Linked DNA regions of Homo sapiens: region 2 is linked to region 1. The links are chromatin loops, found by intact Hi-C in ENCODE. Cell type or tissue: HCT116. All regions are shown on one strand. Links, peaks and the distances in the headings refer to the core of each region. The heading gives the core; the rest is flanking DNA. Region 1 overlaps SLC44A5 (solute carrier family 44 member 5). Region 2 has its middle 79 kb from the start of LHX8-AS1.

Region 1 (8,396 bases), core at 2,365-4,864:
TTGTTGAATTGTATTCTTATAATCATATATCTATATTTTATTATAAAATAATCATTTACACACATCTAAGGTTAACATTTGCAAGAAACTGGAAAAAACGTTAAGATGTCATTTCATACACTATGGTCTGCAATAATGATTTTAGTTCAAATTTGTCCCCATATCTTTTGCCAACAAAAACTGATTTATAAAGCATGTTCCCCAATCCAGAACCAGATAATAAGGGAGATAATTACTATGCCTGGTTATAGTTTAAGAACAATTTCCTGAGGCACCACTTGTAAAAGTGAAAGAACATACATTGGAATGAGTGCTAGTCAGCTGTATACTAAAAGAAAAGTGAGAAATTGTTACACAGAGCCTGTTTTCCAATAGCAGTTTAAATAAGAACTACATTGTCCCTGACAATCCCATAGAACCTTTCATAGTGTGATTTTACTATACAGACACACTAACTCTTTTTAAGCTCTTTAGGGACATAGAAAAAACAAATTAATCATTGCACAATGGTATATCATTTATTTACCAACATAAGTGCTTCATCATTGAAAAGTAGGAGTTATTAAGACGTAAAGCAGAATTTGACTTTCTTGTGGAAACTACATTATATTTTATTTCAAATAAAAAAGAATCATTAGCTATATTAATACCATGTCTTATTGTTTTATTATCTTATTGTGTTCTTATTTTAAAAGAACACTGAAAACTGCAAGATCATTGTTTAATGTTTTCATTGAAAGAAACCCATTAAATTCTAGGGCTGGGCGCAGTGGCTCACGCCTGTAATCCCAGCACTTTGGGAGGCCAAGTCGGGCGGATCACCTGAGGTCAGGAGTTCAAGACCAGCCTTGCTAATATGGTAAAACCTCATCTCTACTAAATACAAAAATTAGCTCAGCATGGTGGTGGGTGCCTGTAGTCCCAGATACATGAGAGGCTGAGGCAGGAGAATTGCTTGAACCCGGGAGGCGGAGGTTGCAGTGAGAGGAGATGGTGCCACTGCAATCCAGTCTGGGAGACAGAGCAAGACTCTATCTCAAAAAAGAAAAAAAAAAGAAAGAAAGAAAATAAACCCATTAAATTTTAAAGAATAATTAATTTTGAAGATTTAATATATAATTCAACCTAAGAAAAGACATCAATATATTTGTTTTAAAATTTAGCTTAAGATAAATCAGTGATAGGTATGTTTAATCTTGCTTTAGGAAACTGTTAATTGGTGTTCATATTCTTTAGGGCCTCTAAATTTACACCCGCCTTGAAAATAATAACGTTTTTCTCCTATAAATTTTGACAAAATGAAATGAAGGACTGAGCAAACCTTTGGCAAATAAAAACAAAGAAAAACTGACTAATTTAGGCTGTTTGATTTTTTTTTTAAAGTATCTCATCCATTTAGCTTTGACTTATTTCCTTTGTATAAATTATCGGTTTCACTTATTTGATTTGTCAATGCACAGCTGGAGAAAAGTGGAAAATTTTAAAAATATAAATCTAGTTTAAAATAAAAAACCCACCTAGATATTTGGTATAGAGAAGATACTGTCATAGTATAGTGGGTTTTGAAAACAAAAGCTTTTCTCTTTTTCTAGATTAAAGAAACCAAAAGACAGGCAGTTATTTCTTATTTAAATCTTTATTAAAAGAAAAAAGATTTAAAACAAGTAACAACAAATTTCATTAAATATTAAACATTTTAATTATCAAAGATATTTAGACAATACGTTTCTAACATTTCTGCACAGCAGAAGCACACTGATTATAGAGCTCAGACTGTCATGTGCTCATGTGAGTTTATTTTTGGCATAAAAGTATCTAAAGTCACATTTAAACAAATGTGATAATATTTTATAAACTGATAGTAACTTACTGATGATTGATTCTCAAAGCTTTCACAAATTATCATTATATGATTGACATTCTCTTAGGGTGAATACTTTTCTGGACTCTTTCTGTAACAAACACTGAGTAACCAACTGAATTAATTTCCTTAAAAGTTAGTAGTACTGGTAAAATTATTTAAAACTGAATTGGAAATTATGTTCCTGTTTATAGTAGTACAATACAATTAACATACTGTAAGTAAACTGATTTTTTCATACCAAAAGTTAGAAAATGAAGTGGCATATATAGAACAGGCTTTGATGAAAATAAATGATCATTTAAAAGGGAGCTATTCAGTACATGACATCTGTGAGCACCCTTTCGAGGAGTAAAGTTTCCCTTTGCAATTCCTAGAAGTTTCTCTTTCTGATCTTTGTAAAACACTGAGAAATGCAGTATTATACCTATTGTATTTTCAAAGATCTACTATAGAAAACATTTCATTTTAAAACTTCTCTTTTAGTAAAAAAAAAAACAAAGAAATCCAACAAGTGTTCTTTCGGGGTTTGTTTCTTCTTGCGTGTAGTACACATTCATGAATGTCCACTAGGCGCAAGGGAAATTGTTTAGCTGCACAATGTATTCCATAATAGTGAGGATATCAAACAGAGCAAAATGACAAATGTTTTCCAATCAGTGAGCTAAGAGTGAAACAAATGCAATAAGACTTGTTTTAATCACGAAACATTGCAGGTTTTAATTTTTTAAAAAACAATGTTTGTAAACTTGCCCATAAAAGCTGGGTAATATTAAATAGCCAGTAAGGCACTTTGTCAGAGGGCTAAGTAGTAAAGGCTGGATGATTGGCAATTTGTTTAAGAGGAAACATTCTATACTTAAAGAGAGCAAACTCTCAACTGGGGCAGTCCTTTCACTGATTTACTGTCCAACGAGAGTGGGAAAAACTTTAAAATTTTTAATTTCACTTTGCTGACCAATTTTCCCTGCAGAAGAAGTCTTCTTTTAGTTGTAATTTTAAAAATATATTAGGAGCTATCAATTTAAGTAATGTATCATTTTTCAATCTAAGATTTAAAAGAATATTAACATATTCAGTAGTATTTTCAAAACATCCAAGCCACTCTTTAAAAACGAATTACAAAACAAATGATCTTAGTATAAAAATGTTTTATGTTATTAACAATTCCCTTGCGACTTCTGATGGCTTCACATAGTACAGTATAAGCTTTGGTATAAAACATGCAAATGCAAGCCAACAAGGTCGTGAATACAGTGTTGCTAAACACAAAGCACTTATGAAACAAATGTTGCACAGACACAGCAGATGGAGAAAAGGTAACACACAGCTGTAGGACGACCAGTTTGCTCTTCTACTGCTTCCTAGTTTGTGGATTTTCCTCCTGGAAAATCTTCAGCAAAGGTTGACTCACATAATAAGGTCTTGCAGTAGAACCATCATTTCTTTCTAAATCTTCCACTAGGAGGAAGAATGGTACAGAGTAAATATCAAAGCAGAACTGTAAGAGAAGTAACACCGCCATCTGCTGTATACTCGCTTTACAGCAGTTCAAAATCCTTTTGTTGTTTTTTTTTTGTTGTTGTTTTTTAAACAGCATAGTTTGGCATCAACATTATTGTAAACATAGTTATGCGAAAACAATAAGCCCTTGTGATTATGTCAGCAAGATATTATTTCATTCTGTGTAACAGGTCAGATTCTGCCAATATTGCGTGTCTCTCAGTTGCATGATTGAGAAAATAACTTTCACCTTCTTTTTTTCAATTTACTTTCTAAATTACTATATTTGCTTAAAATTGATTCTGTTTTGCCATCAATAATTTAAATAGTATAGCCTTGAAAAATAAAAATTGTGAAATTTCAGATTTCAAACACATCAACTGCAAATTTTGAGGAACATTGCCCTGGTTTTTCACAGTTTTTAGTTTAATTGCTTTGTAAGAAAATGGCTTCTAAATATCTTCTCAAAAACAATGCTCATTTTTATTCTACATATTTCAATTACACAAATAAGTAGTAAATGGAGAATATTTTTCTGACTAGATGTTAGCTCATAATATAAATTGGCAACTTGTTTATGTGTTGATTTTTATTTTATTCAAGTGATTTTTTCAACTTTTTTTTTTTAAACAGGGTTTTGCTCTGTCACCCAGGCTGGAGTGCAGTGGTGTGATCATGGCTCACTGCAGCCTCGATCTCTTGGGCTCAAGTGACCCTCACATTTCAGCCTCCCAAGTAGCTGAGACTACAGGTGTGCACCACCACACTTGGCTAACTTTTATATTTTTTATAAAGATAGATGGGGTTTCACCATGTTGCCTAGACTGGTCTGGAACTCCTAGGCTCCAGTGATCTGTCCATCTTGGACTCCCAAAGTGCTGGGATTACAGGCGTGAGACACCACACATGGCCAATTTTTCAACTTTTATGTGTATCAGAATCAACTAGAGAACTTTATAATAATTCACATCGTGGCTCACATCAAATCACAGTATATCAGAATCTCTTGGGCAGAGCACAAACATCTATAGTTATAACAAATTCTCAGGTAGAGGTCACTATTCTACTAGTCCTTTGTTGTGGCCTTTGTCTTGTTGAATAATAAAAGACTAATCTAGAAAGATAAGTTGTCATTATCTGCATTATGCTTCAAGGAGAATAAGAATGCAGAAGGCTCTTTGCCAAAATGTGAAGCCAACTGACACTTTTGAATACAATAATCTCAAGAATGTAAGCCAAGAACAAGCTGGTAGTCATTATATATTAAAAATCTTCCCTATTCATTGGCTTATTGCTATTAATTAATCTGCCACAGAGTCAGTTTAAATCTAGGTGTCTACACTTGAAGATAATTAATACGTATTTAGATCAATCTATAACACAACAATACATTTCTGACTCTTTTCTTGGATATATGAGTGATATTCAGATCAACATGTTCCTTTCTGTCAATATATAAATAATCCTTATATACAAGTTTAAGGTAAAAGCCAAGAAAATACAAATTGATTCAATGCTCCTTTTGGGGTGCATTTTTACATGGTTAACCACATCATACACATTTGCACACAGGGGATGGCTAGGCAAGATGTGTGTCTGATTCATGCTTTGTTCTGCCATTCAAAACTTACACATGACTATCAGAAACCTCAGGCGGCCAGCGGTGGCAGGTGGCAACAACTTTCCTCCTAAGCCCTGCAGAGAGAGAGTTCCTAACCCACAGTATGCCCCTCATAAAGGTATTAGATGATGGAGCGCCAACAGTATATTTCCTTAGGGTAAAATCTGAAGTGTCTTTCTTTTCTCTTTCCTCACTGAAAGGTGAGACAAAATCAAACCTTCTGTAGAACAAAGCCACACAATCTCTTTAATCTAGAAATACAGGTATACTCATGAAAAGATATAATCACTCTTCTGAAACAAATTCATATTGATTTTCTATATAGTGGGAATAAGAAATTTGGGTTAAAGACAAAAGGCATGAGTTATGTAACAATTTCAGTTTTGTTCAGAATATTTTCACCATGGACAGAGGTTCATGTTGTTGGAAATGACACTCCAGAACTCAGATTCGACTTCAATATAAACATGATTTCACTAAAACAGAATGGGCTCTGAAGGTTCCATAGTATTTTTTACCCAGTAATGCTCTCCGTAGAACCTATATAACATTAACATCTATGTTTGTTATGGACATGACTCACTGAAATATACTTCCTAGGGAACCATTAATACAAGTTTAATCACAGTTTAGAGAGTTGTCCACCAGCTTGAACAGTATAAATATAACCATAGCACCATATTTACAAATTTAGTACCATATGCTGGTTAACTATAAATCAATATTTTATGGCTAATTAATTACACATTTATAGTGTTTTCAAAAATTGCCTGAATATCCTTTACAAATATACACTTATAAAAAGAAAGGCTATTAAAGTGCTGCAATGGAAACAGCACGCTGAGTTATAAAAGTTATTAAAACACTCTCGGCTACAGATTTTAAAAAACGTTTGACATTAACATTTTGATCTTTAGCTGGGACCACTGTCTATAAAGTAGACAGCAGCTAATGTCATCAAATACCTGACACCTCAGGTAGTACCAGGTGCTGACTTCTTAGAATTAAGCACAGAAATTTCACATTACTCAAAAGCAACATTTCCAAATTACAATCAACCTAATTTACACAACTTCTACTTAAAAATGAGTGACACTGTTTGGAGCTTTTCTACTCTTTCTGCTTCTGGGGAACTAGTTGCTTCTTGATCAGAATTCCATGCAGGTTAGGGGTTACGAAGTAGGGTTTTTCTGTAGATCCATCATTTCTTTCCAGATCTTCACCTGTATATGCAGCAGCCAAAGCAGGCAAAAGCAGAAGCAGCAGAACAATTATACACATTTTTATAAATTGGAGGGTCGAACAGGGAAAAATCAGAAAAATCAGTGTTAGAAAGTCAAATATAAGACAAATTAGTGCAGTTTACTTGCTGATTCTGGGCAAGGTAAGAAACCTCAACCTCTGCCAGGAAACACTGAAACTTCCTAAATCCCTCCCACTCCCAGAGAGATGTATTTTGATACTTTAAAGGCTAAGAAGATATTCTATGTCCCTTCAAAAAAGTGTCATATTTAAATTCTGTAACTGTTCATTTCAGAAAGATATAAATTGCCAAATCCTCCGGGATGGAGCTGAATAGGAAGTATATTAATTCTGTGATAAATGTAGAATAATAATGGAATTTCAGACTTTCAAGTCACTTCTAATGGTAGTCCATACTCCGATGTTACAGACGAACACCCTGAGGCCCAGGGATATAAAACAACTCGCTGAAGTCAAAAGCTCTGAGGTAAATAGGATGAGATAGGGACCCAGCTTCTTGACACCTAGTTTTGCTCTTGTTCTACTTAACTATAAGGCACCCTGTCCTAAATTCTTGCGGTCTTCCTCAGATTGTATTTGAAAGCTAATGTCAATGTATTCTGACTCTCATAATACATTAATTTACCTTTCAGCTTTGCTTAGGCTAATATTAAATTGATGGCATGTTCACTGACCACCCACCTGCTGGCTAGTTGGGAGGAAGCACCAGAATTATGCTGACAAACAAGGATACATTTGCATGAAATTAAGCCTCCCGCAGATATATACAATTCACAGCAGATAGTAGCTATAGTCTTGGGAATGGTTGGGTCATTGGTTTAGTAGATTTCTACTAGCGCTCACAGTGACCTTCCTCACATACAAAATGAAAAGCAAAAGAGGGAACATGATAGACGCTGAACATTTTGCTTTTTTTTGTCCTTAATCCTATTTCTATACAATAGTCCCCTCTTACCCAGTTTTGCTTTCTACAATTTCACTTTCTGTGGTTTTAGTTACCCAAGGTCCAGAAATATGAAATGCAAAATTCCAGAAATAAACAACTCATTAATTTTAAATTGTGTACTATTATGAGTAGCATAATGAGACCTCAAACCGTCAAGCTCTATCCCACCCTGGCAGGGAATCCTCCCTTTATCCAGCATCACCTTGCTGTCTAGGATGCTCTTCCCTTAGTCACTTAGTAGCTTTCTCAGTTATCTGTTGCAAGATCACAGTGCTTGTGTTCAGGTAACCCTTATTTTAGTTAATAATGGCCCCAAATTGCAAGATTAGTGTTGCTGGCAATTTGGATAAGCTGTAAAATGCTTCCTTTAAGTGAAAAGGTGAAAGTTCTCGAGTTAATAAGAAATAAACTTATACTGAGGTTGCTAAGATCTACATAAGAACAAATCTTCGGTTTTTTGTTTGTTTGTTTGAGGCAAAGTCTCACTCTGTCACCTAGCCTGGAGTGCAGTGGCGTGATCTCAGCTCACTGCAGCCTCTGCCTCTCAGTTTCAAGTAGTTCTGCTGTCTCAGCCTCCAGAGTAGCTGGGATTATAGGTACCTGCCACCATGCCTGGCTAATTTTTGTATTATTTGTAGAGACAGGGTTTTGCTATGTTGGTCAGGCTGGTCTCGAACTCCTGATCTCAAGTGATCTGCCGGCCTCGGCCTCCCAAAGTGTTGGGATTACAGGCGTGAGCCACCATGCCCGGCAAAACAAATTTTTTATACGTGAAATTGTGAAGAAGAAAAAAGAATTTTAAGCTAGTTTTGTTGTATCTCAAACTGCAAAAGTTATGGCCACAGTGTATGATAAGTGCTTAGTTAGGATGGAAAAGGCATTACATTTGTGGATGGAAGACATAAACGGAAACATGTTCCAATTGACAGCAATTGGGTTTGGTACTATTAGAGAATTCTGGCATGTCCAGGGGTCTTGGAATGTAACCCCCATGGATAAGGAGAGATTACTGCTGTATATAACATATCTATCTTGTTATTACTCTTAAGGTACTGGTAAGAAGTCTGGCCTGGATCACATTAATAAGCATCTACAACTATTATTTTTTTCCCACTCTGAGATGATGAATCTCAGTACCTTGTAATAATAAAAAGATTCCATGTTTCTAAAAATGAAGTGTTTACAAATGGTTTGCATTGTAA
Region 2 (8,396 bases), core at 2,156-4,655, 150 kb before region 1:
GGTCCACTAATCCTACTTCTGGATATATATCCAAATGAAATAAAATTAATATCTCTAAGAGATATGTGCCCTCTCATGTTCATTGCAGCATTATTCACAATAGCCAAGATACAGAATCAACCTAAGTGTCCAACAGATGAATGGATTAAAAAAATGCAGTGTATATATACAATGGTATATTATTCTGCCTTAAAAAAGAAGAAAATCCTGTCATCTGTAACAACATAGATGAATCTAGAGAATAATATGCTAAGGGATGTAGGCCAGGCACAGAAAGACAAATACTGCATTATCTCACTTTTATGTGTAATCTAAAAAAGTCAAATTCATAGATACAGAGAATAGAATGGTACTTGCCAGAGGCTGGGAGATGAAAGGGCTGGGGAGATGCTGAAATGGCACAACGTTTCAGTTAATCAAGATAAATAAGTTCTGGAGATCTAATGTACAGTATGGTGACTCTAGTTAATAATACTGTTTTGTATACTTGAAATTTGCTAAGAGAGTGTATCTTAAATGTTTTCACCACATACAAAAGGCAAGAACTATGTGAAGGGGTGAATATGTTAATCAGCTTCATTATGATAATCAATTCACAATAGCTACATATATCAAAACATGTTGCATACTATGAATATATACAATTTTTATTTGTCAATCATGCCTCAATAAAGCTGGGTGGGGAAAGGTAAAAGGTGGATAGGGTGTGGTTTGCCTCTAACAGTTTGAAGAAATGCCACCTTTTGTTTCCATTCTTGGCCCGCTTTAACAAACACTCATATCTATGTAAGCTGGGGTCTGACTTGTCACAAGCAGGCAGAGGAAAGGGAACAGAGGGTTTCACTTGAGTTAACTGTCAAAGCACTTTCAGCCAAAATCTCAATCATTGGGTGCACTTGACAGATTCAGAAAACAATTTCTGGATCCATCCAAAAACCTGGAACTGTTGTAAGAACAATTCATCCCCTTTATTTGTCCTAAGATAAGTTCTGAACACAAGTAAAGAAAACCAGATTGCTCTATATCAGAATAAGTAAGTAAGACTGCACTAAAAAGCAAGATTGAAGGTAGCTTAAAAATACATCCAAGTTGTCCTGAAAGCTTTCAGTGCTTCTGACAATACAACAATCACATTAGCATCTATTTTCCAGTTTATACCTATTGGAATCTCTTCTTTCAACTCTGTTGAATTTTCAACCTTTTTCTACTAGTGAGAGGCAGAAAACCTGATGGGTTTAAAACCTGGATCTACCACATAGAGGAAATCATTCCTCTACCACTAGATGAAATCTTTCAACCTCTCTGGACCTTAATTTCTTCATTCCTAAAATAAGAATTAATAAGGTCTGGTCTGTCTACCAAATGCGGTGGCATGCAAATCAATAGACGTATGTAAAATTACTCTAAATTGTAAAATTCTACATAAAACACTTAGCATAATTAATATGAGCAGTACAATTAGTTCATAGCTAAGGTGGCTTGAAAATCCCTGCGCTTGATAAACACAAGGAAGAAGAATAAGGAATTTTTGCTAATCTTGGAAGAAACAGTAGTGGAAGGGAGAGAAAAAAGCAAAGATAACCTCCTTTGGAGCTCTTTTTTACAACTGGGCCCTGGTGTGAAAATTTTCCCCACATTCAAAAATCATGTTCTTCAATTCCAAGAGTCAGAATGTTCAATTGTACATCTCTGAACTCCTTTTCAGCATCAGGCAGAACTAAATCCAAATTATTAATATAGTACTTGTTTTATTTAGAATTTCTAAATGGATGTTTTCATTTACTTGTCCAGCTAAAGTAGACTATAGGCAGTCTTAAATATATCAGTCATGCATCTTTGATTGTCTTATGTCTCACTTCACAGTAAGACATTCTGTGAAGCAGAAAATACTATGGTTGAAGGAGCATTGCATAAGCTATCTAAAAGGAGACCTGGAGCTCTAATCATAACTTGCTGTCTTGACCTTGAGCAAATCACAACCTCCTTTTGTTTGAGCTTCATTATCTATAGAACAGTGGTAATTATATCTGTCTTATATCCCTCATAGAGTAAGGGTGAAAGTCATGTGAGATTATCTGTGAAAGCAAGATATTTAAAAGATAAAAACTGTTAGGTAAATGCAAAAGAACTAGTAATGTAGGGTTTTAAATATATACATATATATACACACACACATATATAGATATATAAAATATCATTCTATATGAATTCTACCAATGCATTTTATTTCTCCTTCCAGAGCAATACAAAATAAGACATCTTCCACACGCCAGCCTTTCATTTATTTACCATTCAGACATTTATTAAACATTATATACAAGACAGATTCCTTTGTAGAAAATTGAAAAAATAAGTTCTGTATGAAGGTATCTGGATTGAAAGTGCAAATGTGCCACTACGTGACTTTGAGCAAATTGTGGACTCTCACCGTCAGTTACTTTAATAGCAAAATGGAAGTGATACTAGCCATTTTGCAAAGTTGTTGTGGCATTTCAAAGGAGATATTATATATAAAATTACCTAGCAGAGCACTAGCATATAGAACTGCTCAATAAATGAAGCTCCTGTTATTATTATTTCAGGTATATTTTCTCATGTCATTCAACCCAAGAACTCCTAATCTAGATTCCATAACCCCGTTGCAACTGCATGCAAAATTTACGTATGTATGCACAAGTGCATCTTTCTGGGAGAAGGTACATAACTTTCATCAAATTCTAAAAACAGTAAAAACAGTCACTTCAACATAATCCATAAAGGTGATATCCAGCATAGAACACAATATTCCAGGAGTTGACTTAAACAGTGGGTAAGGTTGAAGCCATTAGCCCCCGTAAAGCAGCTCCCTTCCACACTCATAGGAGACATCACAAATCAATCACTAAATTATGTTCCACTGAGACCTGAAGCAAACTAATAATGCCCCTCAAAAGATAGTTCTAGATAGACACTACCATTTTGCTAGAGGAACTTCTGAAGGTTAAACTCACTTGACCTCTTGACCTAGAACCAGCTTTTTTTCCCTTTCACTTAGCTGATTTTAAGCTGATAGTCACCTGAAACTGTTCTGTCTTTTCAAAGAATTGATATGCCATATAAACTTCCTACATCCCTCCCTCCATCTTATTACTTATTCAAATGTCAAAAGTTGGCCTCAGTCTTTTAAGATCATGTTAAATAATAATATAGTTATCCATTCACTTAATCATTTATCTAAAAAATGTTTATTGTAATGTCCTCTGTGTGCTTATCATCCACTGTGGGACTGTTAGCCAGCTCTCCAAGCTTTCAGTCATACATAAATTTGATTGATATGTTTCTGGGTCATTAATAAAAATCATATTAAAATGGTATTTATTGCAATTAATATGTAGATGTAAAACAAGATACCCACAAAATTTCTAACTTAGGCTACTTCCTGAATACAGAATTAGTAGAAATAAATATGTAATGGTTGATACTCCAATTATTAATTTATTGCCTCTAAGCTCCAAATCCATTCTTCATTACCTGCTCTGCAATAATGAAGCAGAAACCTGTAAATATTTCTTTTGCCAGCTAGCACAGTGCTAAACTTTGTCAGCAGAGGTCACTGGAGGGATACTGAAGAAGGAAAGAGTTTATGAATCTAGTTCCGGTATACTCCTCTTAGAAGGCTTCTGCACTATGAGCAACTTCTGTAGCATCCAAAGGCCAGTAGCATACATCACATCGTTGTGAATGGCTTCCCTCATTGCCCTCTAAGGTAACTTCTTCAGTGCCCAGCTCCTTAAGCAATTGAGGGTCAGCAGTGCCTGGTGGCCAGCAATGTTTGGCTTTGCAATGAAGTATGGCACCTCCCGTTGGAAGCCTTCCTATAGCATCCTTTGGGAAGCTTTGCAGCAGGTTCTGAGTCACACCACCGCTCCACGGACAGCTTTCTCAAGCACCCAGAAACTATATTATCAGCAAGTCCTGCCAGCACAACACCTCAGCAAATTCCTCCACCATTCGGTAAACTGCACCCTGTCCAACAAGATCTGGATCTCAGCCCAGAGGCATAGAGGGGCTTTTCCTTGGATGCTCTTTCTCAGCCACAGGGGTAGTGGCTGCTCTCTATGCCTGCTATTCCAGTACTGTTTAGAGATCTCTTTGTCCCATTCTAGCCAATTCCTCATTACTCCAATCCCCAGTTATAGCTAATAACTCTTTATATTAAAATTGTCCTGTTCAAATTATCATGTGATTTCAGTCTCCTGATTGGACTTTGCCTGATATAAAATTAAAATCACAACTGATCCAGGAGATAAACTGACAAAGTTGGGATTTTAGAATTGGTTTGGTCATGCACTTGGGCTTCAGCATAGTGCTGAGCTCCTTGCCAAAAGGAAATAGGATGCTATTAATTCTGACATGCAGTGGCATCAAAATTAATCAAGCTATCACTTGTCGCTTATTGTAATGAAAAACCAACTGAAGCAAATGCTTTGAAATCCAAGTGGCTCCTGCACTTGAACATTATAGCAATAATGATAATATTAAGGACTGTGACGTGGGATAGAAGCTTTTAAGTGTGACTTGAATGCCTATTTTTTAATACCGGCAAGCTCAAATCCTTTAACTCTCAGTTCAAGTCACGGCCTAAGAGCCATAAAGCTTTCATGATAGCCCTAAAAGAATCTCTAATTTCTGTAGCCATGTGGCGGATATTGTTGAAAATAAAACACAAAATATAATTGTGTGAGTTTCTGAGTTATAATAGTTGAACTGACAGTCTTGCCAAGTTTCTTACATGACAGTACTGATTAAGAAAGAATGGAATTCAGAAACTTGGGATAAGATACCCAGTTGGACCCAGATGAAACTGACAGTCTTGAAAACTCCACTATTAATACACACAACTCTGGTCCTCCCTTACCAGTGGAAGTAGCTTGCCCTCTAGTATCTAAAAATATAGCCTTCCTTTGCTTCAAAATCCTGTGATAATGTCACCTGGTGAACATATCTTGAAAGAGAACGTTTATTTTCCTTAAGACCCACCACAACCAGTTTCCATTGCCACTATATCCATAAACAGAGTTAAATGTCAGTATGCCCCAGGGATCAAGAACATACCAGGACCTAGGAAGAAATTATTAACATACACAAAACCTGCAACATTTTGCTAAAATATATGCAGAAACCATGGGAACATTTGTGGGTCTCGACATGTAGGCACCTGGGAGAAGCAAGTACTAAACCAATCTGGAGGCACACCCAAAACAAAAACATTATGGGATACCCTAAAAAAAAATTTTAAAGCCACTAAAGACTAGCTCATGATTAAATAAATATAAAATCACAAGGAAACAGTCCATAATAGGCAAGAATCAAGAGATACCAAAAAGGTATAATTAAAACCATAAGAATAGAACAAGATTCTGAAACAGATGACAAAACAAACATCTTTAAGTAACATGAAAGAAAGGATGAAAATCCTAAAACTAAAAAACTATGAAAATAGATGTTAGAAAAAGAGGCAAACAGAACTTTAAGACATGAAAAATGTCAATTAAATTTTTCAAACTTAATTAGCTATAGCTAAAGAGAGAATTCATGAAATTGAAGATAGGTCTGAGAAAATTATCCATAATGCATCAGAGATTTTTAAAAATTGAAAAACATCAAAGAGCATTTAAGAGATATGAAGGATGGAGTGAGAAGGTTCAAAGTAATCCTAATCAAAATTCCAGAAGAGGAAAATAGTAGCGAGAAGGTAACATTAAAAGATATGATAGTGGAGAATTTTCTGGTATTAATGAAATACATATATCCTCAGACTCATGAAATTCAAGATGTCTTGAGTATGATATAAATAAATAAAAAAGACACACATACTGTAATAAATCAAAAAAATCAAATAGAAACATAATATCTTAAAAAGTAGAAAAACATTATATACAGGGGAAATATTTACTGTTGATAGCCCTCTCAACAGCAGCAATATGTCAGGAGACAATGAAATAGTAACAACAAAGTGCAGAATAAAGATAACTTTCAATCTAGAATTCATCACCTAGATTTTTTTAAATCACTTTAGTAGAATAAAATAAAGATATTTTAGAAAAAAATATTAAGAGATTTAACAGAGCCTCACTGAAAGAATCACTCAAGGATGTATGTTAGGGGAAAGACTATAAGCTTAGAGGGACTGAATTAACAAAAACCATAATGTTAAAGTACTAGTAAACATGTGGGCAAATCTAAAGAAGCTTTAACCATATAAAAACAAAGACTATAACCAAAAAAGAAAAAAAAAAAGGAACATTCATTTTGGAGGTCAAAATTAAGATGGAACTCAACTATTAGGCAACAACATGTAAGGAAAGTAGGAGGGATGCATGTTAAAAATAGCTAAGAAGAGGATAAAAATATTATCTTAAGACTTTTTAAGCAAGGATGTTAAAAACATTTAAGTAATCGCTGCAAGAATAGATATAAATGTATAATTTTCAAATTAACAGAAAAAATAAGGGGAAGAAGGAAAATGGAAAAATAAAACAAGCAAGGAAAAATTATGGTGAAGTGACAATTACAAAATAAGATAGCAGAAATTAAATGAAATGTATCAATAATCACAGTAAGTATAAACATATTCAACTTGTTAGTTGAATAAATGAAACCTTTTTAAGGTTCTGTATGACATGTAGAAAATGCTGTGTTGGCGATTAGAAATCCAAATCAAGTCTCTGCAATAAATATTTGTGGCCATTTACCCAATTCCAAGACACCAGTTCACAGACCTGGAATCCCTATTTTATGGGGTAGGACATTGAGAAAGAACCCTGCAACATGGCCATAGGTATTTACTATAAATCTCTTATGAGACTTCCCCAGAGAGATTTGTGACCATATACTAAAATGATTATGCATTAGGTAAAAATAATTATTCTGGCTTTATGAGGGTTTTATAGTTGCTCTAAATTGATAACCTCTGAATACTCAATGTCAAGGTGGTATATTGTCAGAGCAGGGACTTAAATTAGATGGTGAATAGAGTCTTGCCCCAAGTATGTCCTGCAGTGAATTCAGTGGGCCCACAGATATGTCTTGTGACTATTTCCTTGGTTCACAAAACGTGTAATTACAATAGATATACCAAGCAACTCAAAGAATCTGTATTTTAGATCCCTGACCCTGGAGGAAAGATTAATGTGATAGGGCAAGCCTATTGGAAGCCCCTGGAACTGTTCCTATCCCACTTCCCAAAATAGCAAATTGAAAGCAACATTGTATCCCCATGGAGATGATTTGCAGGGATTAATGCCACCAGTGAAGTTTTGAAAGATGCAGAAGTGATGTTTTTATTATATGCCCATTTGACTCACCTTTTGCCTGGTGCCTTTGAATTACTGAAAACTTAAATAGGTGGTGAAACCCATTGTAATCGCTATTCCAATAGTATTACCTTTACTAGGTATAGCCCTCCACCCTTCTTGTGCAGCTACCGATCTCACAAATGCTATTTTCTCAATTCCAATTGCTAAAAACTATTGGAATCAGTTTACCTTCAATTGGTGTTCGTAACAGTACCCCTTAACTGTACACTTCTGGGATGTAAACTCACCTGCTACCTACCATAATATAGTCAAAAGAGAACCAAATCACCTATCTATAGACCATCCCAGTGGTCCATTACATTTAAGACATAATGTCATTTGGACCCAGTCAGCAAGAAATAGAGTACTACAGACATCTTGAGAAGACACATGAATGCCAGTGTAAAATAAACCCTATGAAAATTCAGAGACTTGCCACATTAGTGAAGTTTCTGTAGCATCTAGGAATATTCTTTCTAATGTATAAGACAAGTTTTTGAACTTTACACTTTCACACTGAAACTCTTGGGCATATCCTTGGATTTGGAGGTAATATGTATCACACTTGGTTGTGATTACCTTTACAGATCCAGGATGGGTACATGCTTCCTGGTCATGTGAAGTTTATGATTCACCAGATCCATGGTATTTGGTGTATCTGTGGAAGATAGGTATACATATATTTTATTATTCCTCATGATTCTGAGTGAAGAATTTGGATAGGGTACAACTGGAATGGCTCATTTCTGCTCTACTTTATGTCTGCTGGGGCTGGAATGTCCAAGATGTCTTTTTCACTCATATATCTGTTGCCTCAGCTGAAATGGTCCAAACAGTTATGGTAGAATGATCCAAGTGGGATCGTATGCCTGGCATCTTTGTTCTTAAAATAATCTATGTTCCTTAATTTTCTTCCATATAGTATTAAGGCCTCTCCCTCTGCATGTGACCTCTCCAACAGGGCAGCTAGAGTTCTTATGTAGCAGCTCGTTGCTCCAAAAGTACAAAAATGAAGACTCCCAAACTTTCTTATTGCTTGAACTCAGAAGCCCTACAACT

The links. A loop is a pair of places that touch in the nucleus more often than their neighbours do. Peaks named below come from ENCODE experiments on the same cell type or tissue, not always from the same donor. Only the 100,000 strongest peaks of a DNase experiment are listed, where the experiment ranks them.
Region 2: it touches region 1 in a loop (14-fold over the local background); 8 of 110 quality-filtered maps call a loop at or near these places.

Annotation. Positions count from the first base shown.
Region 1 is chr1:75,200,512-75,208,907 of GRCh38, forward strand. It overlaps SLC44A5 (solute carrier family 44 member 5), which reads right to left. Exons shown (of 24, transcript NM_001130058.2): 24 at 1,618-3,322. The coding sequence ends at 3,216. Among named protein-coding and RNA genes, the nearest start is that of LHX8, 70 kb to the left of the region's middle. In HCT116, for the core only: a CTCF peak has its summit at 3,370 (motif pointing left); a DNase peak (open chromatin) is centred at 3,350.
Region 2 is chr1:75,049,814-75,058,209 of GRCh38, forward strand. No RefSeq gene overlaps it. Among named protein-coding and RNA genes, the nearest start is that of LHX8-AS1, 79 kb to the right of the region's middle. In HCT116, for the core only: a CTCF peak has its summit at 3,577 (motif pointing right); a DNase peak (open chromatin) is centred at 3,599; H3K27me3 peaks cover 488 bases.